3 separate regions of the Mus musculus genome follow, and all the other regions are linked to region 2. The links are chromatin loops, found by intact Hi-C in ENCODE. Cell type or tissue: heart. All regions are shown on one strand. Each heading gives the region's core, and the rest is flanking DNA. Links, peaks and the distances in the headings are about the cores only.

The links. A loop is a pair of places that touch in the nucleus more often than their neighbours do. Peaks named below come from ENCODE experiments on the same cell type or tissue, not always from the same donor. Only the 100,000 strongest peaks of a DNase experiment are listed, where the experiment ranks them.
Region 1: a loop joins it to region 2, with 2.2 times the contacts of the local background. A loop is called at or near these places in 10 of 42 quality-filtered maps.
Region 3: a loop joins it to region 2, with 6 times the contacts of the local background. A loop is called at or near these places in 24 of 42 quality-filtered maps.

The regions. Positions count from the first base shown.
Region 1 is chr3:100,681,781-100,690,204 of GRCm38, forward strand. It overlaps Man1a2 (mannosidase, alpha, class 1A, member 2), which reads right to left and starts at 3,693. Exons shown (of 13, transcript NM_010763.2): 1 at 2,781-3,693. The coding sequence starts at 3,082. In heart, for the core only: no CTCF peak of the experiment used is centred there; DNase peaks (open chromatin) are centred at 3,721 and 4,221; H3K4me3 peaks cover 4,782 bases; H3K27ac peaks cover 3,320 bases.
Region 2 is chr3:100,565,641-100,574,064 of GRCm38, forward strand. Man1a2 (mannosidase, alpha, class 1A, member 2) reads right to left here. Exons shown (of 13, transcript NM_010763.2): 13 at 1-2,102. The coding sequence ends at 1,970. Among named protein-coding and RNA genes, the nearest start is that of Gm40106, 29 kb to the left of the region's middle. In heart, for the core only: a CTCF peak has its summit at 3,157 (motif pointing left); no DNase peak of the experiment used is centred there.
Region 3 is chr3:100,354,698-100,363,121 of GRCm38, forward strand. No RefSeq gene overlaps it. Among named protein-coding and RNA genes, the nearest start is that of Gm25802, 56 kb to the left of the region's middle. In heart, for the core only: a CTCF peak has its summit at 4,470 (motif pointing right); no DNase peak of the experiment used is centred there; H3K4me3 peaks cover 359 bases; H3K27ac peaks cover 402 bases.

The DNA of each region.
Region 1 (8,424 bases), core at 100-8,099, 120 kb after region 2:
AACTAATTCAAGCTTCTGTAACTAGGGGATAGGCAGGAATTGTAAATCCACATCTGCCCTGTCTACTCTCTGCACCTGGCCACACAACCACACTGTCTACCTCGTCAGTCACGGGAACATTTCCTGTACCCGTAAGAACGCCAGGTTTTTCCCACTAGGGCTCTCCTGTGCAGCCTGCTTGACCATGCCTCCTCCCATCACTGCTTCATCTAGCTTTCTTTTTCTCACCGTTTCAGAGCCCCTTCCCCCTCAATGAAACCTTCCTATTCTCATTTCTCTCCCCCTCCACTCCAAATGCTGGACAGTCACTCCCTACAAACTCTGGTTGCTCTGAGTACAACTTTCTAACAACCAAAACCAAAATCATTGAATCCCTGAATCATTAGCCCATCCACACAGGAGGCTCTACATGAGCAGTCTGAACAGTAGATTATTTGTTGTTAACTAATAACAGTTATAAAATAATGTCATTATAAAATGTTCCTTTTGATAGAAACATTCTGGTGTACTCTTTAAAATATTTATCAAACTGTACCTAGATTTTCAGAAACATAAAACACTTAAAGCAAAGTCAGAATTCAAACATTCCAATTATAAGTGATAATAACCTAAGTCTCCCTGACAACTGGCTGAAGTTGTGAACTATATCAAGGACTCGCACGTATTATCTCATTCAGTACAGCCCATAAAGTAGATGTCGCTGTCATACAGAGGAAACAATTTGAGCTGATTAAAAACTGGCTCAAAAAACAAAACAAAACAAAAAACTCACAAATTTTAGTCAGTGTAAAATGACTAACAACTGAACTAAAACACCAAGGTACTACACTAACTATGCATTCAGAAAGAAACATTATCCCAACGAGTATCTCTTAAACACTAGTAACAAGAATTAATGCCCTCCATTTGCAAGGCTCCCCAACCCTGTCCCTAGCATGCACACAACACACACACACATAACACAATTTTTACCTTCTAAGATACTACACACAAAATAAGTATGATCTTAGTTACAAATAATTCTATAAGACTATCTTTCTGAATTACTTTTAATCAAGATCATATTTGCACATTAGTTTCTGTCATTTTAAACGTATTCCTTGCTCAAAGTAAAATTATTCCAAGCAGACTGTTTTCAGGTGAGAGGAAGCAACAACAAAGTGTAAACAAAGAGCAGCACAAACTGTTCCTGCCACAGCCAGCGTTAGCACTGCCTCCTTCACTGCTTCAACTCCCCACACAGGAGTTGATTCTCTGAGCTGGTAGGCAAGCAAATCCAACAGCACAGTGTCCTTTCCGTCACCCTGACTCTTCCTATCCCAAGCTGAAAATGCAGCTCAATAACCACCCCTTGGCCATTACAACTCTGTTCCCACTGCCAAACTCAGGAACCAGGGGTTCTGAGTAACAATAAATACACACATATTCCTGGGCTCTAATATATGTATATTCCTGGGCTATAAAGTTTAAGAACTGTTACTTATGAGACTTAAACGATTCTTTTGAATTTGTGCAGTACAATGAACATAAACACACTTTCATTTGAATGTATTTTAACTTCAACTAGTTGAGAACTTTTCTTAACTCTCTTAATATCAATTTTAAAGTAAAAATTTGCAAACTTCTACCCATATAAAATATAAAGGAAGCCACTTATCAGTACACGACAGCAGATCATAATAGCTAAATGACATTAATACATCACTGCTGTCAAAAAGCTCTGAACATTTTTTTCCCAAATGTTCATTGCATCATATATACATACCATGGGAAATAAGGTCCAGAAAAACAACGTTTCTTTTTCAGCAAATATTTCCCAGACCAAGTAAGGTTTTTCACAGTTACAAAGCAAGGGAAGTTTTAAAGAAAAACCTCTTAAAGTATGTAAGTTGAAAATATCAAATATCCCAAAGTATAGAAAAATGGTATGAAACTGTATTATTAGAAGTACTCCAATAAGGCCAAAAGTCAATGAACTAGCAAGCAAGTAATTATTAACTTCACAGACAAAGTGAGAACGCCCTCATTACAATAGTGTATTGTCCCAAATATTTAACTTAGGCTCACATTTGAACCTAGGCTTTTTCAAAATCCTCACACTAGGTTAAAACCACTACCCATTTTCTACAGGGGTTCTACCATTCGGGTGAAGTCTCATACATACTTCTCTTTCACACATTCAAGAATTAGCTTATGAGAGGAGAGAGGTGTTTGGAAAAAGCGAATTGTCTCCAAAGTCTCCTTTTAGGTAAAGATCTAGAAATGACTTAAAGGCTGGAAGCAGAGCTTCCATTTCATTTCATCTTGATTATACCCTGCCAAGGGCTCAATTCAGAATAACTGGCCAAATTATGGTTAGGGATATACACACCCCACCTTTTAACATTTAAAAAAAAAAAAAAAAATCAGAGCACAAGCCAGAGATTGGGACTTGGTGGCTGAGCAAAGTCTAGCAAGCTGTCAAGATTCAGTGACTTCACATGGTGGCAGAAAGGCAGAAACACGTTCTCAATACGCGCATGCTGACTCCCTGTATCTCCGCTCCCTGCTGTCCACAGCAGAAGAGTCTGACTGAACACTTCGTTCTGCCGGGAAAAACCAAGGAACCCTAGGAGTCCTTCCAGTCTATGTATGGTTCTACCCAGGCAGCTCTGAACCAACAACGTTCAACACCCTGATCATTCACAGGGGCAGGAGGGGGAGGGGGGAGAGACAAGAAAGCAGTGAACTGTACCTTGCTCTCCCAAAAGGAAGTACCATAATTTAAGTAACAAACGAACCTGTGTCTGTGTTCGTCGGGTCCATGGATCAGGAAGACGCCGGGGTTTTTAGCTCCTTTGCCGGCATCTACGTGAGGAATTAACACATCTTCTAAGCCCAGATCAAAGCGTTTGTGTTTTGAAGAGTCTGGAAGGAAGAAGAATGCCCCAAAACACAGGGTGATGAAGGCACTAAGGATGAGGAGAAGGATAAACTTCTCGGAGAGTCTCAAGGTAGCCCTGTGATGTGGGAAGGAGGGCGGCCCCAGGTTCAAAGGTGGTATCCTACGACCAGAGAGGGGCAGCAGCGCTGGGGTAGTCATCGTTTAGGCTCTTGGACGGAATACTTTATAAAGTTCTCATCTTATATCAAACGTACAACACATCGAACCGTTTCTCAAAACCTCGGCCAAAAAAAAAAAAAGAATAAACTCAATTTCCCTCCTCTCAAAGGATTGTTGTGCTTTTTTATTATTATTATTATTTACGAGGCCACCTCTTTCACGCTCTCCGATTACATCCAGAAGCCCGGGTGACCTCCCAAGCGATCGTTGGTTTCTGTCCCGTCAGATCTTCTCGCCATTTGGCTCTCGGTGCCTCACCGGATGATCGCGAGTCTCCTCTTCATTCCCGAGAGTGGATCGGGCGAGCCACACCGCAGAGAAGCTGCAAGGTGGGTTCTGCCATGCCCGCGCCCCGGCGCGATGCTCAGAGGCGGCTGCCCGCCCCGGGAGGCGCCCGGCGAAGACGACGAGTTGCAGTAGGTCGGTTCCACTCGGTCCCCTCCGGAGCCTCCTCCGCTCCACCGCTCCGCAGCCTCCGCGGCTTCCAAGCAGCGGCGCCGGGCGTAGCAGCGACGACCCTCAGCCGAGGCCGCGAGGGCGACGGCGTCCCGAACACTACAGCGCCCGCGCCGCCGCGCGCTCTGTCAGGAGCGGAACTTCCTCCTCAGCCGAGCGGCCGCCCCCACCCGGCTCCTCCTCCTTCTTCTCTTCCTCCTCCTCCTCCTCCTCCTCCTCCTCCTCAGCTAGCCCCGCCGCCCGCTTCTCGGCCGAGCCCAGCCGCGGCGGCCGAGCCCCTGCGCCTCGGTGGCGGCGTGCGAGGTAGCCGGGCCGCGGCCCTCAGACCGACAGCCCGGGGCCGGCGCCGGCTCATTCCTCGCACCGCCTGGGAGAGGCGGGCGGGAGGGAGGGCGGCCGGTCGCGCGCGAGCGAGCAGCCGCGCCTCCCGCGGCCGCAGGGCGGCTCCGGCAGGGCCCGGCCTCGGGTGGCTCGCACGCTCGCGCTGACTGCGGCGCGGGTCCGCGGCCCTGGGCTGGTCCCTGGCCTGTGGAGGCCGGAGGAGAACAGAGCGGCTGCGCGGCCGACACCGGTTGGGCCGAGCGGCTCGGCCGTGGGGGGCGCGGGCCCGGCTAGCCGCCCCGACTCGCGAGTGGGCGTCCCCGGGCGGCGGAGTGTGAGGTGCGCGCGCACGCTCCCGGCCGCCGCGCCCCTCCCCCGCCCGCCGGGCCGCTCGGGCCTGGCCGCTGCCGAGAGCCCGGAGCCCCCGGAAGCCCCGGCGGCCGGACGAGGAGGACCAGGCGCTTGGATCGCGAAAGTGGCGCTGGAATGTGGGGTTCCTGGGACTGACGGGTTACGGGGGCCAAGGCTGATGCCTCCCTCAGTTATCAGTGACTCGGGGCCGGGGTTCAACATCAAGGTCTCAAACTTCCACGCGTTCTTGGGCACGCGAGGCTGGTTGAAGAAGGAGGTGGCACCGGCCACGTGCCGGATTCGTGTTAAAATGGCAGCCCTGCGCTTTCTACTGGGTTCCTTTCTGAGGAATCGGACGACCTAGGTCAGACAGGAGATTCCTGGTGGTTCAGTCCCAAGACTATATATACACTCTATAGTCATCTTCACCACCACCACTACCATTCCCCCCGCAAAGATAACAAAGATGAATGAATGAGCAGGTGTTAAAACCCAAAAGGACAATATTGTTGAAGTTGAGGCTTGAAACAATCTGAGTCAATTCTGTTATCTGTAATATTGAGAAGAACCAGGTTGTGATAAAGTATAATATAGGCTTCTTAGCAATGCATATGTATTCTTGCATCTAGTTTGCATTTAGCTTTTTTTTTTTTTCTTAAATTTACCTTCTGTTCCTTGCACACATCCTAACTGGTAGCTGGCAATTGGAGAGGAGGCCCATAAATGGCAGGGGTGGGAAGTCAGCCTTAGAAATCAAGGAAAACTTCATGTCCCTTGGCAGGATTCAGAACTACATTCCACTAGGCATTTCTAGAAGCTCTGCAAACCCTACCTTCCTACCACAGGACAAAAGAAGTCATTGGTTTACAAAATAAAGCCAGCACAAGATGTAAACGTGTTCCCAAGGGCCACCGCTGGATCCAAAGTGAATGAGATTTGAGTGAGACACGTGAATGGATGTTAGAAACTGCGGAGTTCATACAGTGTGACTGTCTCATAGATCTCTAATGTTGAGAGCCCAACCAAAAGGAACACTGTGCTCCGACGGTTGAGGTCACTCATTTCCACGAGAAGATGGAAATAAAACACCAACCTCTGAACGAGACAGCAAGTTGTATAAACCTTGAGAAGTTATTATTACCTAGCTAACACTACAGTTAGCTGCAAGAAAAATTTACCAAAACCAAACATTCTACAAATGTGACATTGGAAGTTCCAGACTTATAGCTGATGAAGAGTCTTCTGTATGCCTTGTCCTCTTTCTTGTCCTTGCCTATTTTTCTCTGAGAGATTAAAGTGTTAATTTTACAGATTTTTGTAGATACTCAAATACAGCCAACTATTTTGTCACACTCCTACACTAGCCTCCAAACCATTACCAATTCTTGCTCCCTCCCCCTTTTGCCTCCTCCCCTCTCTACCTCTCCAACTCTCCCTCTGTCTTCTTCCCCTGACTCCCCTTTCCATTTTCTTTCACTTCTAAAAAGAAGGTGTTAAAAGAATGTTTTTTAAAAAACAAGCTGCAAATGTATTCATTATGGTTACAAGTATATAAGAATATGCATATAAATACAGTAAAGGGAAATATTTAGAAAAGATTATAACTCTTAAGACATTGGTATTATATATAATTTTCCCCATGTGTTCTGTTTGCATTGCATTTATAATTAATTAAATTAAAAATTTATAAAGAATGGTACTTGAGAAAGTGAAGGTCAAATTTCAGGAGGTGGATCCAGTCAGACCAGGTTGAACACAGACTGATCCCTCCATGTGAGGGCAATCCACAGAAAGCAGAGAAGGTGAACTGGGGTGGGGGTAGGGGGTAAGTATTCAACAAAGAGGAATTTCATTTCAGATGCCTAAAGAGAATATTTCATTTTCAAAGCTTAGTTAGGCTTTGATCAAAGATGTAGACAAGGTTCCAAAGTGGCAGATAAAACAGTAATTTCCCTTTTACAAATCTATTTAAGTTAATTCATATTTTACGAGATCAGAATTATTAAATGTTAACAAAATAAAATGTATCCTTCCAGGTTTCAAACTGATAGGACCATTCCCGGGATCCACTCAAGCACTGCAATATCAGAGCTCCTCGTGTGTATTAACTTCATATTGACTCTTCGTTGTTTACAGAACAAAACAAAACAGTTTTGACCTTGATCCAGGCTTCCTAGATGAAGTATCATCACCTAGCCCGATTTTAAGCAAAACTCAGGGATGGGGAGAAGCAGGGGGTAATGCAAAAAGACAAGCTGGGTTCTTATTTACTTACAGAACCTGTTCCTTCAGCATTTCAACTGGTTTCCAAGGTTTCCAAGAAAGATGTCAGCTGAGAAGTTACCAGGTGTTCCGAGAGTGAATGCCTAGAGAAATAACTAGGCTCCCGCCTTGCTCCTTCCACTCCTATTTGCATCTAGAAAGCATTTTCCTCGAAGATCAGGGATAATTTGTAGTTCGAAGCTATGAAATTTTTAGGTTAGTTGCATGAAAGTTAGCAAGCCCAAATAAGCCTAGGTAGATACTCTGGGCCTAAGGATGTACAGCTTGCTTGCTTCCTTATAGAAGATGAATTTGTTGAACTACTACTGGGGGATAAATCTACCAGTGACCTTGCAGTTGTGTAGAAGAATATATGTGTGTGTGTATATATAACACACATATGCAGGCAAACATCCACACACAAAATAATAGTTAAAAAAAAAAAACTCATTAGCTCAATGGGAAATCACAAGTTTCCCACTTAGGTGATGTATAAATGCAGACATGCCTAACCTTCCTCTGGCTAACTATCCTTTCCCTGATCTTAGTCTATGCATCTCGGTTAGGCTGCCTGGAGAGAAGTCAAGATGAAAGCACTGGACTTGGAAGTCAGCACATGCCCCGACTTGAGTGCTCAGATCTGCCAGCGAGTTAGGGTGCCCAAAAAATTGCATAGGAATTCATGTCCGTGTCACTATCCAGCAAGGCACTCGGCGACCTTGGCCCAGGCAGGCTCAGATATAGTTCACACACTCAACAGACCTTGATTCCTACCTTGTAATGCTGGTTCTGCAAGCACACAAAACCCAAGCATTTGTTTGCACTGAGAAGTCAAAGCCTGAATGTACTGATGTACAGTAGACATCAGAGCCAAAGTTTCTGTTTCTGCAAGCAGACCCCACAAGGCAATGTCCAAAGCTCATGGAAGACCCTAAGAAGTCATGGGTACTTGCAATATGGAATGAGAATCTGCTAGGATAGTGGTTTTTAGCATTCCTAATGCTACAACCCTTTACTATAGTTCCTCATGTTGCAGTGACCCCCAACCATAAAATTACTTCTATTGCTACTTCACAACTGTAATATTGCTTCTGTTATGAATCATAATGTAAATTTCTGGAATGCAGGATATCTGACACATGACACCCCCCCCCCCCCCGTGGGTCACAATGCACAGGCTGAGAACCATTGTGCTAAGAGACTCTGCAGGCCGTAGGCAGAATCTGAGGATGGGGCCACAAAGCCCCTCAGAGATTCTGATCTCACCAGAGCTTACCATGGATGCTGGAAATGGAGCGGTTAAGATTTGGTCTTAGCCCTTCTGGGTTTCTTGATGTCTTGCTATCCTTCCTTTTTGGAACGATAATGTTTATATTGTGCCTCTCTATACCTTGGAATGCTGCAGCTCATATTGATTTCTATAAAGGCTCATGGCTGAGTGTACTGGCTGGTTTTATGTGGTGTCAACTTGACACAAGCTGGAGTTATCACAGAGAAGGGAGTTTCAGTTGAGGAAATGCCCCCATGAGATCCAGCTGTAAGGCATTTTCTCAATTAGTGATCAAGTGAGGAGGACCCATTGTGGCTGGTGCCATCCCTGGGTGCCATCCCATCTTGGGTTCTATAAGAAAGCAAGCTGAGCAAACCAGGGGAGGCAAGCCAGTAAAGAACATCCCTTCATGGCCTCTGCATCAGCTCCTGCTTCCTGACCTGCTTGAATTCTAATCCTGACTTCCTTTGGTGATCAACAGCAGTGTGGGAAGTGTAAGCTAAATAAACCCTTTCCTCCCCAACTTGCTTCTTGGTCATGAAGTTTGTGCAGGACTAGAAACCCTGACAAAGACACTGAGTTTGCCTTGAGACGTTGGAGTTGGACTTGTGAGCAGCCATAGAAAAGCTAAGTTACCAGGAACTCATGGAGATGAGCAGAT
Region 2 (8,424 bases), core at 115-8,114:
TCTTGTCTCCTTGGAGCATTCCCAGGGAACCAAGATGGCGCCTTTACTGCATGAGTGTAACAGAGGTTCCCCTGCTTGCTGCACTGGTCTTTGGCACCTTCAGCTCCTCACTTTCCTTTGACTTGGGAGTGGGCTTGTGCTGTATGAGGAAGGCTCACTTTCTTTTTCTCTGAGAACCAAAACCTCATCTTTTTTTCTAAAGTAATAGCCATCTACCATTCTCATTTACAGTTTAAAAATTTCAAGTAGGAAAAGATACAGTTTTGACATGTGCTAGAGCTCACTCTCTCCATGTTGTCTTTTATCAATACTGAACAAGTTTGAGGTGGCAAGTTTTTGGAGTACTGGCTCAATCTGAGGATCAGATAATGGTTTTCACTGGAAGATGCTCAGTCAACTTATAACATGTCCAATTATATTTTTTCCACAGTTTAAATCTGCTAGTAATAAGCTAGTACGGGGCTAAAAAGAAAAGCTACCAACCAAGGAAATAAGTTTTCAGAAATCCACAGTAGAATTCATAAGCAAAGTGTTTCATAAAATATTATAGCGTTCTCAAATTTATTGTCATCAATAGATGATGTATGTATGAAATAAAAGAGAGAAAGTGTCTTGAATTATCACAGAAATTCAAGGGACAGAAAATTTATAGCATTACTATTTATCTTATATTATAATAAGAACTATAGTTCTTGATAAAAATTTACCCTTTTTTCTGCCAAAATATAGAGCAGTATCAACAACAAAAATAACCAGTGCAGGTCTGTAAGTCCCTTAGGTTCATGCCAATTTTAGTGAGTATGATTCTTTACGTCACACATTTGCCACTGAAAATTATTCCGAAGCTATTCTAGTAATTCTTTGGATGGATAATATCTTGGAGAAACTTAAAAACATAGACTCTTTGTGAACAGATCACACGTGTGAGGTAATGAGTGAAGGACCTGACCCTACTCAAGGGACATTGCTATGTTTTGCCTTTGCTTTAGTAAGTTGTAAAAGCGATTAGGTTTGTTCTAGCAAATACAGAGCTGCATAACAGTAGAGTCAATTTTGCCGAACCACATGGAGTTGTAAGGTGAATGACTCTATTAAGTGTGTTATGAGATTAAAGCAGAAAATGTTTGCTTGATATAGTTGCTGATTCAGAAGAATAATTAAGGATTTCTCTAAAACAGATTTCAAGGCAACAATCTGGCACCTTCCCTCCTTCCATCATGCTCCCAATGCTAGCGTGAGCTACATGCACACTCCCACACTCCGGCTCATAAGCAGCAGTTATGATAAATACCAGGTTCAGCATATTATATGGAGACAACGACTTGAAAAATATTCTTCATGAGATCATGCCCCTCAGAGAAAAACTCAATCTAAACAGATTTCAATGCCTAGGTTGGGAATGAAATGGTTGCCAGTCTGGTAAAAATCCAATGAGGAGCTGGAAAATTCAGACAGGGCCAGTATCTGTTTGTTTCTTTCCCAAGTCTTCTTGCTACAATGTAGTTACATGTTCCTCGGTTCCTGCTCATTCGGTTTGTTCCATTGTTAAAATGGAGGAAAGGGGCTACACAATGTGTTATATTTGATTTGAGAGCTGCTCCACTGTGGGAGAAAACAAATGTATAACTGGTTCAAAAAGCCATCTCTAGCTCCTGTAAGGTGCTCTATGGTCTTGACTTGCACTGACAGTATAGAATAAGACATTGTTTCTCATGTGGCCATCTCAGTAAGAATCAAAACACATCAGGTCTCTGTCCTACATGTACCAGAACTTGTTTTGGTCAGGTATAAAATGGAATAATTTCAAAGTTGATATATGTACAAGTGAAAAGTCTTGCAGGGAAGAGTTTCATCCGGCATACTGACATAAGAGTCCCAGTTTCCCACAGCCGCCTCTCCTCTGCAGACAGTCTCTGTAGTGGTCCATGTAAACAAAACACAGGTAAGAATGGTCCTTCTGGGGCTGTGCTCATCGGACAGCAGGATTACCTGAAAGAGTGCTGTTGGCTAAGCGCAACACCGGCAGAGGGTGCGCCTCTGTGTTAAACACCCAGTGGTCTAAAGGTAGAAGGTCATCGCCAGAGAACAGCAGGTACAAGTATCTGAAAAGAAAAGGACAAAACACGAGTCAATGCCGCAGGAAACCAAGTGGGCTCACTGGGGACTGCAGAGAAAACCAGTAATTGATTCTGAGCAGTTCCGATGAAGATGCAGAGCTAGACCTGATGAATAAATTTCTTAAAAAAATTCACATACCTGTGCAAAGCCTATGAAACAGTGAAGGCTGTAAGAACAGCAGAAGACACATCACTTCGTAATTTACAGACATTGTTTAAAAAAAGTACACATACTATCATTCATAGTTTTTGATAACTGATTGATAATAGAATATTATATAAAATTAGTTTATGAGTAAAATTTTAAATTAGAGAGAAGTTAAATGTAAACAGATTGCCATAGTCAAGGGGTGAGCAATCATTTTTCCTTTACTCATTTCAAAATTATCTAGTAGACCATCAGAAGGAGAGGGATAAACAAACTGTGCATCCCCAATAGAATACGAAATAGCACCACCAGAAAGGAAGGAACTGCTGACAACTGTATACGGACCACTCTGCTAAAATACCAAACCATATGATTCAAACGAATCAGTTTTTTTTTTTTTTTTTTTTTTTTTTGCATGTGAATCTTTATTTTTTTTTTTTTTTTTCGAATCAGTTTTTAAAGCAGGCAATGCGACAGCAAGCAGAGCAGTTTGGGTATGGATATAAGTGACTGCAAACGAAGGTGGAACTGTATCCTCTGCACTCGGTGTCGCGTACCAATGGGCTGGGTTTGGAGGAGTACACAGTCAGAGCTTCCCTCAGCATGTGAGCATTACAGAGTGCTAATATGAACTAAGATGGTCAGCAGGTGGCAGAATATGTGGGACCCCTGAGGAATATGTGGTCCACCACTGGCCAAAACATCACTGCCCAGAACACCACGACGACGACGACATTAACCAGGGTAGTAATTATCCAGTCTAACAAATCTGACAAAACAGCAACGAAGCACTCACCTAATATACTGCAATAGAGACTGACAAAAATAGGAAGTCAAAAAATTTGTTGTTGCTGCTTAGTACAATTTGTGTCATAGCTCCCTCTACTGAAGCACAAGAGAATGGCAAGGCATTTTAAAGTACATGGTTTTAAAAGTGAACAAATGATTATAATTGCTTAAAATTAAAATTCAGTGTGTGCCAGTAACTAACCCTTGGATTGCACTGTGACAGGTGCTAGAAGGGCTGAAGACGGAAACTCATGGTTCCAGTACTCTGATAGAGGCTCAAGGAGACTAAGTGACATGGATAGAGCAGGTAGGCAGTGGTTGCTACCTGACATCATGGTGTGACAGCGGCTGTCACAGTTTCTTGAGTCTTAATCGCTTCCACAAAATGTTTTCCATAGCAGGGGCATCAGTTCTCTAAGACAGGCAGTGACAAGATGCGCCTGTGAACTTGCTACCACTGTGTACTCTAGAACCCATTAGTAAGAAGCCCTGTTGAATCCTTTGAGACAGTGCTGATGCATGCTCCAGCTTGAGACCCACTGCTGTAAGTGTCCTGCGTGTGTAACTTCTAAGCAGAGTTCTATTGTTTCAATGGTCCTTCTTCAGCTCATTTGAACCCTCAACTCCACTGAAAACAGCCCACAGCTCTGATCCCTCAAGTTTTCACAGCTGACCCTGGCTCTAGTTTTATCAGTTCCTCTCCCAACGAATAGTCACAGTTAGCACTAAATGACTTTGAATCTAGCCCCAAGCCACAGCCAGGGAAAGATGTGGGCTACAGTCTTCTTAACCTCACTTCTACTTTTAAAGACCTTATAAAAATGACTGCTGTTCTTTCCAGCTTTTGGCTATTAGAAATAAGGATGCTATGAACATAGTGGAGCATGTGTTCTTATTACCAGTTAGAACATCTTTTGGATATATGCCCAGGAGAGTTATTGCTGGATCCTCCGGTATTACTATGTCCAATTTTCTGAGGAACCGCCAGACTGATTTCCAGAGTGCTTGTACAAGCTTGCAATCCCACCAACAATGGAGGAGTGTTCCTCTTTCTCCACATCCTCGCCAGCATCGGCTGTCACCTGAATTTTTGATCTTAGCCATTCTGACTGTTGTGAGGTGGAATCTCAGGGTTGTTTTGGTTTGCATTTTCCTGGTGATTAAGGATGTTGAACATTTTTTTCAGGTGCTTCTCAGCCATTCGGTATTCCTCAGTTGAGAATTCTTTGTTTAGCTCTGTGCCCCATTTTTAAATGGGGATATTTGCTTTTCTGGAGTCCAGCTTCTTGAGTTCTTTGTATATATTGGATATTAGTCCCCTATTGGATTTAGGATTGGTAAAAATCCTTTCCCAATCTGTTGGTGGCCTTTTTGTCTTATTGACTGTGTCTTTTCCCTTACAGAAGCTTTGCAATTTTATGAGGTCCCATTTGTCAATTCTAGATCTTACAGCACAAGCCATTGCAGTTCTGTTCAGGAATTTTTCCCCTGTACCCATATCTTCAAGGCTTTCCCCCACTTTCTCCTCTATAAGTTTCAGAGTCTCTAGTTTTATGTGGAGTTCCTTGATTCACTTAGACTTGAGCTTTGTACAAGGAGATAAGAATGGATCAATTCACATTCTTCTACATGATAACCGCCAGTTAAGCCAGCACCATTTGTTAAAAATTCTGTTTTTTTCCCACTGGATGGTTTTAGCTCCTTTGTCAAAGATCAAGTGACCATAACTATGTGGATTCATTTCTGGGTCTTCAATTCTATTTCATTGATCTACCTGTCTGTCGCTGTACCAGCACCATGCAGTTTTTATCGGAATGGATACAGAAAATGTGGTACATTTACACAATGGAGTACTACTCAGCTATTAAAAATAATGAATTTATGAGATTATTAGGCAAATGGATGGACCTGGAGGGTCTCATCCTGAGTGAGGTAACTCAATTACAAAAGAACTCACATGATATGCACTCACTGATAAGTGGATATTAGCCCAGAAAGTTAGATTACCCAAGATATAATTTGCAAACCACATGAAACTAAAGAAGAAGGAAGACCAAAGTGTGGATACTTCGTCCCTCCTTAGAATGGGGAACAAAATACCCATGGAAGGAGTTACAGAGACAAAGTTTGGAGCTGAGACAAAAGTATGGACCATCCAGAGACTACCCCACCCAGGGATCCATCCCATAATCAGCCACCAAACACAGACACTATTGCATATGCCAGCAAGATTTTGCTGAAAGGACCCTGATATAGCTGTCTCTTTTGAGGCTATGCCAGTGCCTGGCAAATACAGAAGTGGATGCTCACAGTCATCTATTGGATGGAACACAGGGCCCCCAATGGAGGAGCTAGAGAAAGTACCCAAGGAGCTGAAGGGGTCTGCAACCCTGTAGGTGGAACAACAATATGAACTAACCAGTACCCCCAGAGCTCGTGTCTCTAGCTGCAAATGTAGCAGAAGATGGCCTAGTCGGCCATCATTGGGAAGAGAGGCCCCTTGGTCTTGCAAACTTCATATGCCCAGTACAGGGAAACGCCAGGGCCAAGAAGTGGGAGTGGGTGGGTAGGGGAGCAGGGCAGGGGGAGGGTATAGGGGACTTTCGGGATAGCATTTGAAATGTAAATGAAGAAAATATCTAAAAAAATTTAAAAAAAAAAAAGACTGCTGCTGTTGTCACCTGTCCCCATGGGAGTCAAGGGATTCAACTCTTCATCTGGCATATATTAAATATTAAAACTTGTATATATAAACCTCAGTTTATAAAGATAAAACAATAAACAATACACACACACACACACACACACACACGCACACACCCCTGAATCTATTCCAGGGAGTTTATATTCTACTTTGGTAATGTTTAAGAAAATTATGTTATGCTGGGTAGTGGTGACACACTCAGGAGACAGAGGTAGGCAGATCGTCGTGACTTTGAGGCGACCTGGACTGCCTAGGCTACAAAGGGAGTTCCAGGACAGCCAAAGCTGTTATATGGAGAAACTCTGTCTTCAAAAACCAAACCCAACCAAATAAAAATGCTGTTAAAAGACAGAAGAGAAAAAGAACGGTTATGGAACAACTTAAAACTTGACATCAAACAGTCAAAAATGTCTTAAAAGTGTAATTGGAAATAATAAAATCATATAACTAAAACTTATTTAAGTGATCCTAGATGCAAACATTGAACTCCTACTTCACATATAACACACTTCTGCATTAGGAAGTGATGTTGCAAAGAAGACAAAGCAGGGGTAGAAAGCAAATGATGGGGAATACAGATGATACCCATGGCATGGAAACAGCAACTATTAAGTTAGGGAGAATGCAGAGAACTTTTGGATGTAAACTCTTACAGGATTATTCCCCAAGGTACTTACTGATACATACTGACATATGCAAACAGCCAACACAGGTCAAGCACTTAACAGCAAGCGCTTGCTGGATAGAGTGTATGAACAGTGTATCTTTCTTCTACTTTGATGATTTAGATCTAAAGACAAACCTAGAGAGCAAAGCTAATTCAAGAGCAAGGAAGTAGAAGCAATGAGTTTATTTTAAAATACTTGAGATTCAAATAATGTAAGACTGACTTTCAGACATGGAGACTTACAGACACAATTGCTGCCCCAGAGACTTTATTATCAGGAGTAGCAGACACAATGCAGCAAATTCACTCAGATTTTTTTGCTGTCTTGCTTCCTTTAATAATAAATTTAATAAGAAGACCGTTTCCCACTAACTCCTGATTTCCCTTAGCTCCTAGATGCCTGGTGCATATGAACTGAGAAAATCTGGCTGTGAGGTAACCTCCACATGCCTGCTCTTTCTATCAGATTCCAACACATGGCAAATGAGCTCAGTCTGTGAGAGCTGTGCAGGGAGAGTTGTAGGGCTAAAGGCAGGTAGAAAACACTTCCATGGTTTTTAAGAAGAATTAGTTGATGCTAGGAGGTAATACAAAGGCCTGAAATTGTAGAATTCAAAGAAGATAAATTCGTGAACAATGTGTGGGCTGGTGCTGGAGAGCTGCTCCCGGCAGTGTAGGCTCCTAGATTTGTTCAGCTTGTGAGACTTTTTATCAGCTACCATTTTACTAAAACACACAGACAGACAATTCCTAGAGCTAGGAATGTAAAGCTCTGTCTTGCAATTTGAGGAACCCAGCAGGGTGACATTACTACCTGCTTACGTATGAGCACTCCAGACTTTAACCTTAAAGAACTTCTCTCAGGCCTAAGTAATCAAGCTGGGTGAACTATCCTCTTAATCTCACAGCACACACATATACACAGATCTCATAGTATCAAACACTCCCAAGCTAATGCACAGGCCAATGCTTAAACATAAGGTGCTGAAAGGCTAGCCTGAAGCAGAGGGGAGGGTGGTATTTACTTGGGCTTTGCTACTGAGTAAGGACATGGTTATTTTATCTTGGTGAGGCTTTTCATTTCTTGTGAGCTACTGAATTTCCTCAGAAGGAAGTCTCTCAGTCATCTCTCACTTTCAGCAGTGGCTGCTCCCTCAGCCAGAGTCCACAGCCTTGTTGCTGAAGCTCCTTTCATAAGATCTCTTTTCACTTAGAACACAGATGAGGCAGGATAGAAGCAAGAGTCCACCATTCCATGGAAACGCCCTTCCCCCATCCTCAAACTCCACCTTTCAAAGGTGCAGAGCATTGTAGCAGATTGCCAGCTTGTTCAAATCAACCCAGGTACTTTTGGCTTTCTCTGTCCGGTTATGTCAGTTACATATGTGCTGACAGAAGTGCCCTCGTCCTCTGTTACTCGACTAGTTAGTGTTCTGTAGTCACTTTAATGGCTTTCAAGAAAGCATAAGTAAATATACTGTGTCTAGTCTGCCAAATTGAACGGGAACGTTTCCGTTAGGTGAGGCAATTCCAAGGGACTATACAGATATTTTTTTTACTCTTCATACTCAGGCTTTGAATATTTATCCTTTGAACTTTCTCTTCAAAATATTTATTAAAATCAATTCCTTTTTCTGAAAAACCAATTTCTTCTTAAACTCCTATCACAATCTCCATAATTATCCACCCTGGAAACATTACCACTATCTGTTCTTTTACCTTCTTACTGAATCTCCCTGCACTGAACCACTCAATACAGGAGTCTGCAGCCCCAGCATGATACTTTACTGTCGTTTTTGTGGCTGTTCTTCCAGACATCAATTCATCCTCTTTCAGCATCAACTCTGAATGTTCAAATACCACCACTGCCATTACATCTTCTTCATGTTTTGCAAGTTAAGCAACTAACTATTTTTTCGCAAACGACTAGCATTTCATTAATGGTTCTCTTATGAACCTAGTATATGTGATTTATTGATATATCGCACATTTTATTTCA
Region 3 (8,424 bases), core at 153-8,152, 210 kb before region 2:
AGCCTTGTATATGTTGTAATTAGTACAGCTGCTATGAGATCTTCAAAGACTTAAAAAACATAGAGCTTTTGCATAATTTATTAATCTAATGTGTGGGCATATATTCAAAATAAAGAGATCAGCACTTCAGGAAGACATTCATTGCAGCATTATTCAGATTAGTCAAGATATGGTAACAGCCTATGCTTCGTGTTTGTTGGTAGGTAAATCAATTAAAATATTGCAAATACATACAGACACATACATGGATATACAAATGCACCAAACGCAGACAGAATGACATAAGCATCATTCAGCTTGAATGAGAAAGAAGTCTTACCACTTGTGGTAAAATGGATGAACCAGGCCATTGTGTTAAATGAAATAAATTGGGTACAAGAAGACAGATACCACATCACTTCATTTCTGTGTGGAATCTTAGAGATGTCCTATAATCTAGCAATCTAATTTGTAGGTATATATTCATAAGAAAGAGATCAGTATTCCTAGAGGACATCTCCCCACTCATGTTCATTGCAACATTATTTAGACTAGTCAAGATATGTATCAACTTATGCTATGTGTTATTCAGATTAGTCACAATATGATATCAATTTATGCTACGTGTTTGTGGGTGGGTAACACCACCCACTCAGGAGCATGGAAGAGAGTGTTGCTTATTGGGACCTGGGATTGAGAAATTGAGATGTTATTGAAAAATCATAGGCTTTTTTATGTAAGATGTGCAAGTTCTGGTAGCTATGGTTAACAGTATAGTGCTGTATATAAGTCTGCTGTGTCATATATATATATATATGACATAGAGTGACATAGGTCAGGCCAGTCCCAAACTGTTAATCCTCCAGCATCGTCCTCTGGAATACTGGGATTTGGGGTGTGTACCTTCATTCCTGGCTTACTTCTCTAATTTCCAGCATTGTTTTGAAGACAGAACGAGGTTATTTAAGAGGAAGCACTGTACAATACAAAAGTTTAGACAGTTGTTATTGTTTTGTCTTCCTAAGCTTCTTTCTCCTCTCTGAGCCTGAAAACTCCCCTGCACCATAAGTGAAGGCCCAGAGGTTCTTAGGTACACATTCACCTTGTTTTCCTAGCACCCTTTTTATAAGTCTGGACAGGCTCCTTGTCTCTGGCCAAGAGCTGGGCCAGACTCGGTTTGCTTAACACAGGCCCTGGAACACAGTATATAACACAACAAATATTTTCTGCTGAATGGACCTAAGGGCTATAGATGAGGAACATGATGCCTGAAACAGTGGAATGGATAAGTCAGACATCTCTTTCCCAACTAAGTTTTAATCTTTCCTTTCCTGTTGTTCTGATAAGATATACTGACAAAAGCAACAAACAAGAAAGGGTTTATTTTAGCTCATGATTCCAGGTGACTGCTCATGCTGGATAAGTCAAGGCATCAGGAGCTTGAAGTAGCCATTACTTCAAAACTCAAAATAAAGGATCACTGACTGCATGCATGCTGGTGTTTATCTGGCATTCTCTACTTTACAGTCTAGGATTCACTGCCTAAGGAATGGTACCACCCACAGTGGGCAGGTTTTTTGTCACCTCAGTTAATAAAGTCAAGATAGTCAAGACATGTCCTGAAGTTCATTTCCCAGGTGATTCTAACTTCTGTTAAGTTGACAGTTAATTCACACTATTACAGATAGATGCTGTTAGCACCCATTATCCTTCTCCTAACACATTAAAAACCATGGTAACAACAATAGCAATGATATTTAGGTTTTTTGTTGTGTCAAAAAAATGCCTGAAAAAAGTCAATTTGTAACAAGGAAACTTATTTTGGCTCATAGCTTCAGCCTATAGTTGTCTGACTCAGTTGTGTTTGTGTCTGTGTGTAAGTAGCATATCATGACAGAAGCATTTGATGGCAAAGTTTGTTTGCTTTATGGTGGACAAGGGACAGGTATAGGGGAGGAAAGGAAAAAGGAAGAGCAAATAGCATGCTGGGATCTCCACTTACCCTTTAAGAGTATGTCCCCAGTGACCCAGCTTTTTCCTCATCTCCTAAGTTCCTGCCACCTTCCCATGGCTCTAAGCCTTCAACACATGAATTTGAGGACACATTTAAGAAACAATGACAAGACATAAATTGTTCTGAAAACTCTCAGTGAGTCAGGACTCTTTTCTCTGAAAACTTCTTTCTTGGAAGTGACCGGGGAAGTTGAAGTTGAAGTTCTTTTTGTCTTTCAAGTCACCAATTCATGCTCCAGCAAAAGTAATTGTGGTGGTTTCTTGACTCTTTGCAGGACCACTGAGTGGACTGTGCCCCAGACTGGGCTATGCAGGCAGCCATTATCCCGAGAAGTAAGGAAAAATGGGAGCTAGAGAAAGGATTGGATATTCTGAGTCTTGCTGCTTGGCCTCTGGATTTGGAGTGAGGTAGGGTGGAGAGAGAGCCACTCCCCAGTTTGCTGAACCCAGATGGTGGGTCCGTGAGAAACACTTAATTGCCCACAGAGAGGACATATAACTTTGGCAGAAGATGCAAGCTAATCAGAAGCAGCCCCCAACCTCCTCCCTTCTCCCTGCTGTAAATTCAGCTTGATGGGTACAAGAAGAAATTCTAGCACTCCCCAGAGTGCCTAGAATCACCAGCCAGGATGCCAGCCTCAATTATGAGTTATTCAGAAGCAACCCAGAATTTTTAATTTGGAAGATAAGAAGGTCCAGCCTTGCATGGCCAGGCCCCTCCAGGAACTGTTACCTAGATAAGCTTTCTTTACTTCCAGCCAGAAACCATTCTTCCTTCATGTTAATAGCCTTTATGTAGGGGATGTCAAAAAGAAACAAATAACAGGGAGAGGAAGGTGGGAAAAAGGTTCAGTTGGTTACATGCTCACCCTGTGGGCATAAGGACCTGAGTTCAGATTCCCAGAACCCAGATAAAAAGCCAGGAATGGTGACACACTTCTGTAACCCTGGCACTGAGGAAATGAAGACAGACAGACAGATCCCTAGAGATGCCTTAGTCACCCTGCCTGCCAATCCATGTACTTCCCATTCAGTAAAATATCCTGTCTTGGTAAATAAGGAGATAAGGGGGACAGCTATAAAGAGCTTGATTTCTGGCCTTCACATACATATATGCACAGACGCGCGCATGTGCACACACACACACACACACACACACACACACACACACACACACACACACATACTACATGGAAAAAAAAAAGAAAAAACAAGAGTGGCTAGAGACAACCCAGCCTTGGAGACATAAACGAATTAAAGTACCAGTGAAATAATTTAGGTCTCATTGTTCCACTGAGCATCACTGTCATATAATACATATGTGACCTCAGGAAAAACAAACACTATGAGTCTCAGTATTGCCTCCCTGACAGTATGCTACACATGAACATATGAAATGTCAGGAGCTCCCTCAAGGATGGATAAATGGTAGACCTTTTCTCTCCCAAGCTGATGGGGCCACTGAGACCAAATATTAGAATCCGTGTTTTAGCCCTTCTCTCTCTCAAGCTATTGTTCCATGGAGAGGTTTTCCTCGAGCTTGTTCACTCCTTAGCTGCTGTGGTTTGTATCAATTCTATTAGTCTTGCTAGCCCTATGTTTTTTACTGTATCCTCCTTAAGATCTATTCTTCACTAACTGCTGGCACAAACTAATAGCCTGAAATTGTCGTTAATACAAAACATATAACAGAAAGACAACATGACCACTCATAACACGGTGATGTGTGAAGATTAGCCAGGATGGTTGCTAGCAAGGACATTGACGCCATGGTAGATTTTGCAGTGCCAGGTGAGCTTCTGAAACACTTGACATGTAAACTTTCAGCTCTAACAAAGAACCATATTTGAATACACTGTTCTATGAGATGCAACAGCTGACAGGTGTTTTTAGAACCCACTGCCCTTGAGACTCAATAATGATTTTACTCTTCTAGCAGCTATAGGTAGAAAGAAATGAATTTAGAGGCCTCTCCCTCCAATCTCTCATAGCATTCTGGCTTCCCAATACCAAAAGCTAACAATTTGCATCCACTCTGTTAGCATCTCTTAACCATGTTTACTCAAAAGTGAGATAGGTCTTTGAAGGCTGGACCAGTAGGAATGGGGTGAGAAGGAAATACCCCATTTTTTTTCTCTTTGGCTAAGCCACTAGCTTCCATGTTTCTTTTATGTTAAAATGTCCCCACCCTTGCAAGTGGGACATGAAATGTCCCAGCACACTCAGGTGAGACCTACTGGACCTTCTGTAACAATGGTGAGAGCTTGGCTGTGGTGGGGACTGCATCAGAGTCAATCCGATGTTGGAGTCCAGGGAGTGAGATTCTAGTCCAGTCCCAGCTTCACAGGCTGTGGGCTATGGGAGGCATCCCTGTCCGCCATCAGGGGTCCACTAGTTCCTTAACTGGAACAACCAGGGAGGGGGAAGAGAGGAGCCTGAGCATTCTAAGAAAGTGTGAAAAATGTACACAGCCACTAGGTGTCAGCATGCAGAAAGACAGCAGGCTCTCAGGACACAAAGGGCTTGCAAGTATTTTGGCTTCCGGTATGTTCAGGTTCAGCCCTAGAAGAAAGCTGCCAGTTTCCCCGGTCCCCACGCAGTTACTGAACATCAGCGTTTGACAGCCCTTTGAAGCTCTACTCCAAACGGTCCCTTGGGGAGCTTTCCCTGATGACACCCTCTCCCATATTTCTCAGACACGTTTGGTCAGTCAGCACTTTCTCTGCTCTCCCCATCCGAATCTTGACCATGACAATCAAGACTTCCAGAGAATGGGCACCCCCTCTCGGTCTCCCTGTAAGGTTCTTTTAAGCAGAGACAAGCTTCCTTCATCTCAGTTTTTTGATTTTCAACCCAGGACTGCCTGTACTTGCTACTTAAGCTAAGTGAATGGAGGAGCTTAGAATCAGGGCGGTATGGGGGGGTCTAAACAGTTTTAGAAAGCAGTAACTTGGTTATTATGTCAATTTATCTTTTTATCCCCGAAAAGCTGAACACCTACAAAAGACAGCATTTCTAAGGGTATGAGTAGTGTTCCCATCATTGGGCAAGTTTGGGCTCAGAAGGCACCCAGGAGACATTTGACCCCTTTGAATGAAACTGAATTAAAGTAATAGACCTTGAAAATAAATAGCATTTTAGAAACTGGTAAGAAGTGGCCTTTCTGGATTGTCCACCAGAGAGACCCTTGGAAAGCAGGTTGCTGGCCTGAGAATTGTGTCTATCCCGAGGGGCTCCAGAGTTAAGTTAATGTGGTCTCTGGGTCTGTCTGGATTCCCACACCTCCCCCTTAACATACAGCCACGCATAGCCTGGAAGAGCAGTAAGTCGTGGGCACACTAAAGAATCTCTGACGATGTCATTGTATTCAGTGGGACCAACAGCAGGAAGATGCCTTCCTCCAGCATAGTGGTTCTCAATTTGTAGACTGTGACCCCTTTTGGGGGTCAAATGACTCTTTCACAGAGGCCACCTAAGACCATTGGAAAACACAGATATTTACATTCTGACTCATAACAATAGCAAAATTATAGCTATGAAGTAGAGACAAAAATAATTTCGTGGTTGGGAGTCACCACACATGAGGAACTAACTGTACTAAAGGGTCACAGCATTAGGAAGGCTGAGAGCCACTGTTAGCACTTCTGAAAGACAGCTCACGCAGCTCCCTGGCATGTCTTTCCCTCACTATAAACAGATTCTCAGGTGTCTCAATGTTCTCAAAAGCTTCCCCACTCAACACAGCTGCTCCTTAAACCTCCACCGTCCTTCACTGTCAAGCCCCTCCACCCGCAGAGAGCCATCTACGTCTTGCCCGTACATTCTTCTCTGCCCCTCCATTCTCTGCAATGTGGCTCAGGGCTCAAATAGTCCTTCAACTGGATCAAACAGACTGGATCAAACTGGTCCTCCTGACTGGATCAAACAGACTCTCACAGCCCCACAGACGCTATCAGCTTCTTGCTTGAAACTTTGTCTTGATTTTTCATGACAGCCCCACTGGTATGATTGATTCTTCCTTCTTCAGCAGGTTCCTCTTGGCACCTTTTTTGGTTGGCTCTTGTGGAAGGCCTCCATCTCCTCATCTTTCCTCATCTGCTGTCCCTGCATCGTCTACTCTTCTGTCCAGTTCTATCCTTCATGTTCTCATTATGAGCCCTGGGTCCTTCCACTTGTCTCCTATATCCGAGTAAACCCCTCGAAGGACCCAAGTCCATTCCTGTCCTCCCACCCTGCTCTGGATTGTCTCTCATCTTTTTATGTCTCTGCCATGCATCACCACTATGTGCCTTTGATCTAAATGTTAAAGGTTCATCACACATGGTGCCACGGATCTGGAATATAAGCTACGTCATTTCATCCCTCCAATTTGAAATCTTTTATGGTATCCACTGCCTAAGAGTACATCCAAGCTCATTACCAAGGATCATACTCAAGGCTCTCTTTCAACAGGGCTCAACATCGCCTGGTCCTCACTTTGTTTCTCCAGCAGATATTCCTGCATTCCTTAATCCAAAGTCAGTTTTAGGAAAAGTCTTAAATTAAGGGCTGTGAATATGGCTCAATCAGTGTTATGTTAACAAGCCACACAAGGTCTCCATACACATGAGCACATATGCCCATACCTGTATACACATGCACCTACACACACATAAACATGTGCACACAGGTATATGTATTTGAGTGTACACCCATGAGTGGCTCTTTTAGACAGTGAGGGGGACAGGGAAGCTCATCTGATTCATCCATTCCTGTGATCTGTCCAAGGAGGTCTTCCTCTGTTTGTGGTATAAGCACACACAGACACACAGACACACAGACACACAGACACACACATACACACACACACAAACACACACACCACTTTAAAGTTCTACTCATACATTCTCTTTCTCCTGAAAACAGCCACATTTTTTTAACCTGATAACTCCATGCATACTTCTAAACTAAGTTCCTTCCACCAGGGAGCTTTCTCTGTCCCTTTCTGATCTGGCCAGGTGTCTCTCAGAAGTTGTAAATAGCTACCTGTGCATGCTCTCACCTTGGCAGTAATGTAGCTGTGTTGAAACTACATACTTACACTACATCCTCATACACTAAATTTTGTGGATTCAGGAAAGGGGTCTTCTAAAAGGTTTGTCTTGCTGCATAGATTATTGAGCTCAGAAGCGGGTAAGTGTTTAAGAATGCTGTAGAGAGCCCACACCTCCAGCAGCACTGCTGTGATTTCCTACTGAATTAGCACAGTGCTATATGGGATTTTATTTTTGAAAACCACTACTCTTTGGAATACTACATGATACTCCCAGCATCGCTATCCCTTGTGTTCATAACTTGTGAAATAATACAGCCACTGCCTCCCAAAATGCTTCCCCTTTGGGTACCACTAATGCATTCTTTGATGTTGGAAGTGAAGGCCAGGGCTTTGCTAACTCATTTAACACAATTCCAGTGAAAGAGGCCAGCCCCTATCTTTTTAGCAGAAAGGAAGGTTCAGCAAGCTACTTAACACGCCCCACCCCTAGCCATGCCCAGTGTCTAAACTTCAGACCTACCCTTTATAGGTAACTAAGAAAATATCTTTGTCCATTTTCTAGTCTGGGACTAAAATGTATGTCTGGAACATCTCCTCCTCTCTCCCTCCAGAATCACAAGATAATGTTCTGCTCCTATGTCTATCAACCTCAAAGTCACTGCTGCTTTCCAAAAAGCTGCCCCCAGAGGTGATGCTCTGACATCCGCATAGCTCTGCTCCCCCTTCTAAGTTTTCTACATGGGGGCGAGAGCTGGTGGCCAACAGAGAAACTCTGGAGGTCAACATTCTCATTTCCCTAGTGAGAAACATACAAGCTAAAATAACCTGTCTAATGTGAGTGATATTAGCAACATTTACTGTGTGCTTACTGTATGCACTCTCTATGCATTTCTATAGCTAATCTTGGCAACAGCTCTATGGAGGTGCATTAATATTTTACTCCAAGTTCAGTGGATTCAAAGTGAAAGATGTTACGTGCTTAATAACTCTTTGGAATATTCATGATAGGATGAACTTGGTTGTCCAAAGTCACACATCTGCTGAGAGCAAACAAGGATTCCATCTACAGAACCTGACTCCAGATCTGGGTGACATCAGAGCTGTGTGACATTGGGTCTGTGTGACGTCATGGCTGCGTGACGTCAGAGATGTGTGATGTAATCACTAAGTCCTGTCACTCTACAAGCTTTCTTACCTTTCAGTTGCCTAGAAATATATTTCTGATAGCTTGAGATGGTTATGTGCTTTAGCCATTCATTAAATATATATATTGCAAGTGAAAGCCCATTTTAAACTTTAAGGATGATTATGTAATTCAACTGTAAATATGGGTTTTCATGTACTGATGTTCTCAGAACAAGACTCACCTGGGTTGAAAAGCGAACAGTCCAGAAGAT